Regions from separate parts of the Mus musculus genome. Here region 2 is linked to region 1. A link is a contact called in ENCODE Hi-C data. All regions are on one chromosome and are shown on one strand. Each heading gives the region's core, a stretch centred on a gene start or an enhancer-like site at or near the end of the contact. The rest is flanking DNA. Distances are from core to core; before and after follow the strand shown.

Region 1 (3,353 bases), core at 811-3,310:
AAAAAAAAAAAAAAAAAAGATATAAAAGATATATTTATTTAATGTATGAGTGCTCCACCTGCATTTTCACTTACATGCCAGAAGAGGGCATCAGATCACATTATAGACATAGATGGTTTTGAGCAGCCAAATGGTTACTTGCAATTGATCTCAGGACCTCAAAGAGCATCCTGTATTCCTGTGTTCCTTACTGCTGAGCCATCTCTCCAGCCTTAAAAGTCATTCCTTTTCTTTTTCTTTTTTTTTAAAGGCGTGTGCCACCACTTCCCCGCAAAGATCTATTTATTTATTATATATAAGTACACTGTGTCTTCAGGCACACCAAAAGAGGACATCTGATCTCATGAGCCACCATGTGGTTGCTGGGATCTGAACTCAAGACCTCTGGAAGAGCAGTCAGTGCTCTTAACCACTGAGCCATCTCTCTAGCCCCTTAAAAGTCATTCTTTTTTGTTGTTGTTTTGTTTTTTGAGACAGGGTTTCTCTGTGTAGCCTTGGCTGTCCTGGAACTCACTCTGGAGGCCAGGCTGACCTCGAACTCAGAAATCTGCCTGCTTCTGCCTCCCAAGTGCTGGGATTAAAGGCGTATGCCACCACTGCCCGGTAAAAGTCATTCTTATTGGCTATCAAACAACAGAAGTTATTTGTTGCTGTTTTGTTGTCTGGTGTTTGGGGTTTTTTGTTTGTTTGTTTTGTTTTTGTGACTGCAGTGTAAAATTTCTGGGGATTGGTTACTTGGGTAACCTAATAAACTTTTACTGCAGAGATGAGGGTAGAGAAAGCTGGTGCTGAGGTAGAGCATGTCCTGAGCATTTGCAAGGTTGAAATCCAACATGGGGTAGCACAAGGACTGTAGCCTAGGCCTCTGAGTTGCTTCTGATCATGACTTGTGTGGGGCTGATCTTGGTCTGTGTTGGCTGCCACTGTTTCTTCCTCTGTGCATCTGGGGTGATATCACTTTAAAATTGTGTGGTATCTGTGCCTCTCTCAGTGAGCTCTTAAAATCATTAAGCGTGTTGAGATCAGGAGGGGCCCTTTGCTGTCTAGCCAACCACTTTAGCTACAGCTCGGGAAAGAGCTGTGAGTCCTGAGCCCCAACTCCCAGGGCGGGTTGAGCAACGCTGGTCGTGGGCAGTTTGGAGGTAGCTAGGTCCCTGTTGCTGCAGTGCAGCTGCCTGAGGGTTAAGGGTCAACGCCTCCTCTCTTGACAAAGATGGGAGGACAGGGGCTTGGCCCGCTTAAACTCCTGGGATCTCTCCCAACACTGAGTCCCTCAGCTAGCAGGAAAAGGTTCAGCCTAGAGGCCATTGTCCAGAAGAGAAAAGTCTCGGGAGGTGGGTGGGACAGGAAGAAAGCGGGGGCGGGGCGCAGCTTTGTTCTCGGAGTTCCCTGTAGGGATGGGGGAAACAAGGGGAGAAGCTGTATCCAGCCCGCTCCTGTTCAGCCCTACGTGCCTGCCACCTCCTGCAGCCCTCCGCCCCTTTTCTTTGCCTCGCGTCCCTCTCAAGGATCTTCTGAGCCGGTGCAAACCGAAGTTCTTTGTGTTGGGTCATGAATAATAACTCTCAAGGAATTGAGATTTTCTTTTTTTTTTTTGAGACATAGTTTTACAATGTAGCTTTTGACTGGCCTGGAACTCAGAGAGATCTGCCTGCCTCTGCTTGCCACCTGATTGCCAGAATTAAAGTTATGCACAACCATCGCGGGCTCCTAGAGAGGGGTTCTTCGATAATAGTTGAGACAAAAAGCGTGGTGTGGAATACACACCGGAGGAATAGGCAAAGTAGTGATCCGTGAAAACTGGCCACACAAACTAGATAACAACGGCAAAGATGGGGGAAGTGGGACCGGGAGGGGCTAGAGAATTGTCCCTGGAATTATTAGAATGTTGTTAGCTCAGTCGTGAGTGGAAAACAACCTTTAGCAAACCACAGCCCAGCTTCCCACGGTTGGGACCCACCTTCGGACTACAAGTCCCAGCAGGCCCCGCACCATTGCGCATGCGTGACTGCCCCCCCCCCCCGGCGAGCCCGGCGAGCCCGGGGGCCCCGTCCTCGCCCATTGTCTGGCGAGCAAGGGGCGGCACGGCACGGCGGGCACGCTCACGTCGTGGGTCGGGCGGGCGTCCGTGGCGTCCCGCGCCTCCGTGCAGGCCCCGCCCCGCGCCTCAGGACCGGCGGGGCCGGGCGCATCCCGCGGCGGTGGCGGAGGCGGGCGCAAGATGATGAAGTTTCGGTTCCGGCGGCAGGGCGCCGACCCGCAGCGCGAGAAGCTTAAGCAGGAGCTCTTCGCCTTCCACAAGGTGCGGCGGCGGGGGCGCCGGCGGCTCAGGCGGGCCACATCGGGCCGCCTCTGCCCTGCGAGCGCCGCGCTGCTCGGGTGTGCCTGGTTGGGGTGTCGGGCTGCGCCCCGCGCCGTGCCGTGCGCTTTCGGGCTCCTGGTCTCTGAACCCCTGATATCTCTCCCGGTGTCCCTTGGGCTCAGTGGGGTCCTCCGACCTATCTGCCTTTCGCTCTTGGCCTCTTTTCTTTCATTTTTGGTGTGTAGCCCGGCTCGGCTGAGGGACATTCAGGGCCAGGTTTTGTTTTCTTTAACTCTTAGGCGGGCGAGAGAGGGAAAAGTGGGGGGTGGGGGGGCTGGGAAATCCCTGCGCCTCCACTTTTCTCACCAGGCTCTGCCCTACCTTGGGGTCCCTAGTTCAAGGGATGTGCTGGTCTGTATGCTCAACTGCATTTCAAACCTTAGTGCCTCAGTTTCCCCCGCCATGAAATGAGGCCAGTTTCCCCCTTGTGGATTCTGGATGTCCTTGCGACCCGGCCAGTTCCTGACCTTACTAAAGTTGGAGAGACGAGATACAGAAGAGACCCGGGAAAGGCCTCAGCTCCCACCTAGTCTGCACTGACCAGTATAGAGCCCCACAAGCCTAACTCTTATCTGTACTGGTGGGGCTCTGATTAGATGTTACTTTTATCCCAGAGCCTGTGTGCATCTTGCTGTTGAGGATTCGATTTCTCATTTCCATTACACACGTTAAAAAACAAACAAACAAACAAAAAAAAAAAAACTGAGGTTCAGTAGGGAGAGGGCCGCTTATCTTTCCTTGCCTTGCTGTGTGATAGCAGTGGAGTAGGAGTTTTGAAGCAGCTGCTACTGTCCTGAGTAGAACTTAGGGACCCTGGACTTCTCTTAGGAGGCACTTTCAGGGGGAGACCCTGCCATGGCTCAGTTTTTTCTTGTTGCGATCTCAGCAATGATCAGGGGGTGCCAGGCTTTACAGACACCATAACTAAAGAGCTGCCAGGAGAGGCTTCTCAGATGGGAGCCTCTTTTTGGCTCACCGTGAGGGTGTGCCC
Region 2 (3,147 bases), core at 621-3,120, 9.0 Mb after region 1:
TGTTGAGTCAGTGGCATGGTGAAGAGATGAGGCGCTCCTTGGTGGCTTACACAGTGGACTGGGGCAGATGCTCAGAGGGGCTGGTAGGTTGATTGTCGTCTGCGGGTGATGCAGAAGGCGATGAGCACCAGGGTGAGGAGGCCGAGGAGGACCAGGCCAATGATGAGAGGCAGCAAGAGGGACTGGTCACGGTTGCAAGAGAAACCTGGCAGAATAATGGGATCCCTGAGAATTGCTGCAGTGGTGGACGGGCTAAAGGTGGGAGGTGGGGGAGGACGGAAGAGGAAAGGGGATGAAGAAAGGCTGAGGAGCCAACCCATAGGTGAGAGCAGTCAGCAAAGGGGAAATAAGGCAGTCTTGTAGAGGAGGCGGAGGTCTAGAAAAAGAGTTCTGGGGAAGGTTTCCAGAGCAATGGGAGAGCTCTAGGAAAGAAGAAGTAGGTAGGGCTTACATGGCCCGAAGTGTCCCTTGTCAGGCAGCTGAGCAGCCTGTAGCCTTAGAGAGAGCAGGTCAAGGTGAACAGCTGGAGAAAGAACTATGCTTGCATTTCCACAGCAGAAGCTTTGGCCCAAGGGAGCTTGGAGCTCTCGAAGAGATGAATTCTGCGCCATGAATGTCCACTCTGCAGTAATTAGTAATTAAGAGTCAAATCCAGTCCTGACTCCTGAGTCCTCCCCACCAGCCCAGCACGCCCAGCCTAGACTTTTAGTGTGGTAAGGAGAAGAGATTACTCACGTGCTGCCTGTGGGAAGGACACATTGTATTCCACCGCCATGTAGTCCAGGTAGACTGTACTCGGGCTCTGATGTAGGTCCTTAAGGTGAACAGAAAGACTCAAGGCATCAGGGACAGAGGCATCCATGTCCACAGAGCAAGAACAGAGGCTCCGGGGGTACAGGTATGGGATATGGAAGAATAGAGGATAGAGACAAACTCAAGCTGTATACCTGTTTGAATCCAAAGGTAAGCTGTCCATAAGGAAATGAGAGAGACAGGTGGGGATGGGTACCGTCACAACCTCCCTGGACCTTGGTTTTGTTGGGATTCAAAACAGATATGCCCCAAGCCTGTAGAAGTGCAATGGTGGGTCTGAAATCACAAGAATGCTCCATCCAGTTTATCCCCTCCTCTTCTCTTCCTCTTCCCTGCTGAACGAGCCCAGGACTTGCCTCTTGCCCTCTTTAAGCCCCACTTTAGCTTTACCTTTCTTCCACCCTGAATTGGGTATAGGATTCGGATTTGAATTTGGGCTTGGAGCTGAACACAAGGCTGGGAGCCGTTGGCCCACGTGTAGTTCCCAAGAGCCCCCTTGGACCTTGGACTAGGCGAGGGTGGAGGTGGTCCAGGGTGAGGGCCAACAGTGGAGGATCTTGGACTAGTAGCAGTGCCATTTGTGGTGGGAGAAACTGTGGCATGAGAAATTGTGGCATTCCCATGACTGGTGGTGGTGGCAGGGTTATGAGTGACAGTTGTGGGTCCGGAGCTGGTGTGAACTGTGACATTTCCGTGACTGGTGGTGGTGGGCCTGTGGCTGGTCGTAGGGCTGGCTGTGCTTTCTGTGGCTGTAGGTGTCATCGTGAAGGATGGCAGGAGAGTAACGGCCTTTTTGTGAGGACAGTCTTCCTCTGTTCCTTGGGCTTTCAGTAAGAGATTGGTTGGCCACCCAGGTGCAGGCTCCTGCCCATGAGCCCTCCCTCCCCCACCTCCCATTTCTCCTTACCTATAAGCGGTCCTAGCAAGATCAGACACACAGGGAGCCGCATGGCAGAGATGCTCAGACCAGCTAGGCTACACCAGTTCCTTCCTCAATCCAATCCCCTTTGCCTTCTCTTGGAAGAGGAAATGAAAAGCCTCACTTCCCTTAACTAAAATAATCCCACCCCAAACCTGACTCAGACACCTCAGCTTTAGCAACCCACTCAAGCCATTGGTTTTCACAATTAGGCTGTGATTGGCAGTGACGTTCTCAGTGGGCGGTACAAAGCCTTGGTTACCTCGTGAGAATGAGGCAGCTGACTCACACGGAACTTACCTAAGCAAAACTTGCTCTACTTGGGAGCTTACAATGCAGCAGAGAAATGGGAAGCCCTTTCCTCATTGGTAAGAAATGCAACCCCACCCATGCACTCCAATCCTAGCACAGGAGGCCGAAGGCAGATGTAAGAGGTCAGCTTAGCCTATTTATTTAGTTGCAGGACAGGAAGAGCTACAGAACAACCATCTCCCTACATCCCCAAGGTGAGTTGACACCTACATCATCTGGGCTAGGCCTAACCAACCAGTTGAATTTTTTTTTTTTGGTTTTTCAAGACAGGTATTTTGTGTAGCCTTGGCTGTCCTGGAACTCACTTTTGTAGACCAGGCTAGCCTCGAACTCAGAAATCCACCTGCTTCTGCCTCCGGCAGAATGCTGGGATTAAAGGCTTGCGCCACCATACCCAGCCAGTTTAAGTCTTAATGCAGCAAGTTTCACTCATGTCTTGTGCCTAACACTGAGGCAAATTACCAAATGTTAGTAATGTGGGTCATTTGGTATTGCAGGAAGCAACATGGCAAATTCAGTAATCAACTAGTATGGGGGCAGGTGATCCACACTAGCAGGTAGGAGGGAAGGGAAAGAAACAAGAAGCCCAAACAGGCAGTTTCCAAGTAATTTTATTCAGAATTTTGTGTTTGTTTCCTGAATCAATAAATACTATACAAAACAATGTAAAAATGGCTACCATTTTCTCTCCCCTGCTCCCCTCACCAGGGGACAATTCCCTGGACAACCTCACTCAGGGGTTCTCCCTGTAGATTTGGTCCAGCAAATGAGGCCAGCCTTGTTTTTTAGCCCCTTGACTCACTTTTGGAGATTTGGCTGGGGTAGGAAAGCCTTTAGGAACGAGGTGACTAGGTTAGGGAAATGCATTAGTGTTTGGGGGGGGAAGGAGACGGCGCCTGGGGCAGAGCCTACCCCAAAGAAAAGGGTGTCTAAAATGTTCACGGTTCCTTCTTTTTGCCTCAAAAAGTGACATTTATTCATAGAGAAAAAAAACTGAAACAAAAAAAAAAAAAGCCAAAACAAAAACAAGATGTCCATCCCTTGGCTCCCTCCCCTCCCCCCTCCAGCTCTTCCTTAGCCCCACCCCAGGACTGAACCCTGGG

Evidence for each region. Hi-C counts contacts between places; a loop is a spot of excess contacts on that map.
Region 2: a loop to region 1 is called in a map of regulatory T cell, with 10 times the contacts of the local background. The contact joins the promoter of Cd68 here to the promoter of Llgl1 in region 1. A Hi-C loop is called at or near these places in 3 of 37 maps with a recorded cell type or tissue (T-helper 17 cell, T-helper 2 cell and regulatory T cell).

The regions. Positions count from the first base shown.
Region 1 is chr11:60,697,640-60,700,992 of GRCm38, forward strand. Llgl1 (LLGL1 scribble cell polarity complex component) reads left to right here and starts at 2,061. Exons shown (of 21, transcript NM_001159404.2): 1 at 2,061-2,302. The coding sequence starts at 2,222.
Region 2 is chr11:69,664,300-69,667,446 of GRCm38, forward strand. It overlaps Cd68 (CD68 antigen), which reads right to left and starts at 1,871. Exons shown (of 6, transcript NM_001291058.1): 1 at 1,721-1,871; 2 at 1,204-1,637; 3 at 948-1,067; 4 at 736-814; 5 at 452-622; 6 at 1-205. The coding sequence starts at 1,763. The coding sequence ends at 72. It overlaps Eif4a1 (eukaryotic translation initiation factor 4A1), which reads right to left. Exons shown (of 11, transcript NM_144958.4): 11 at 2,637-3,147.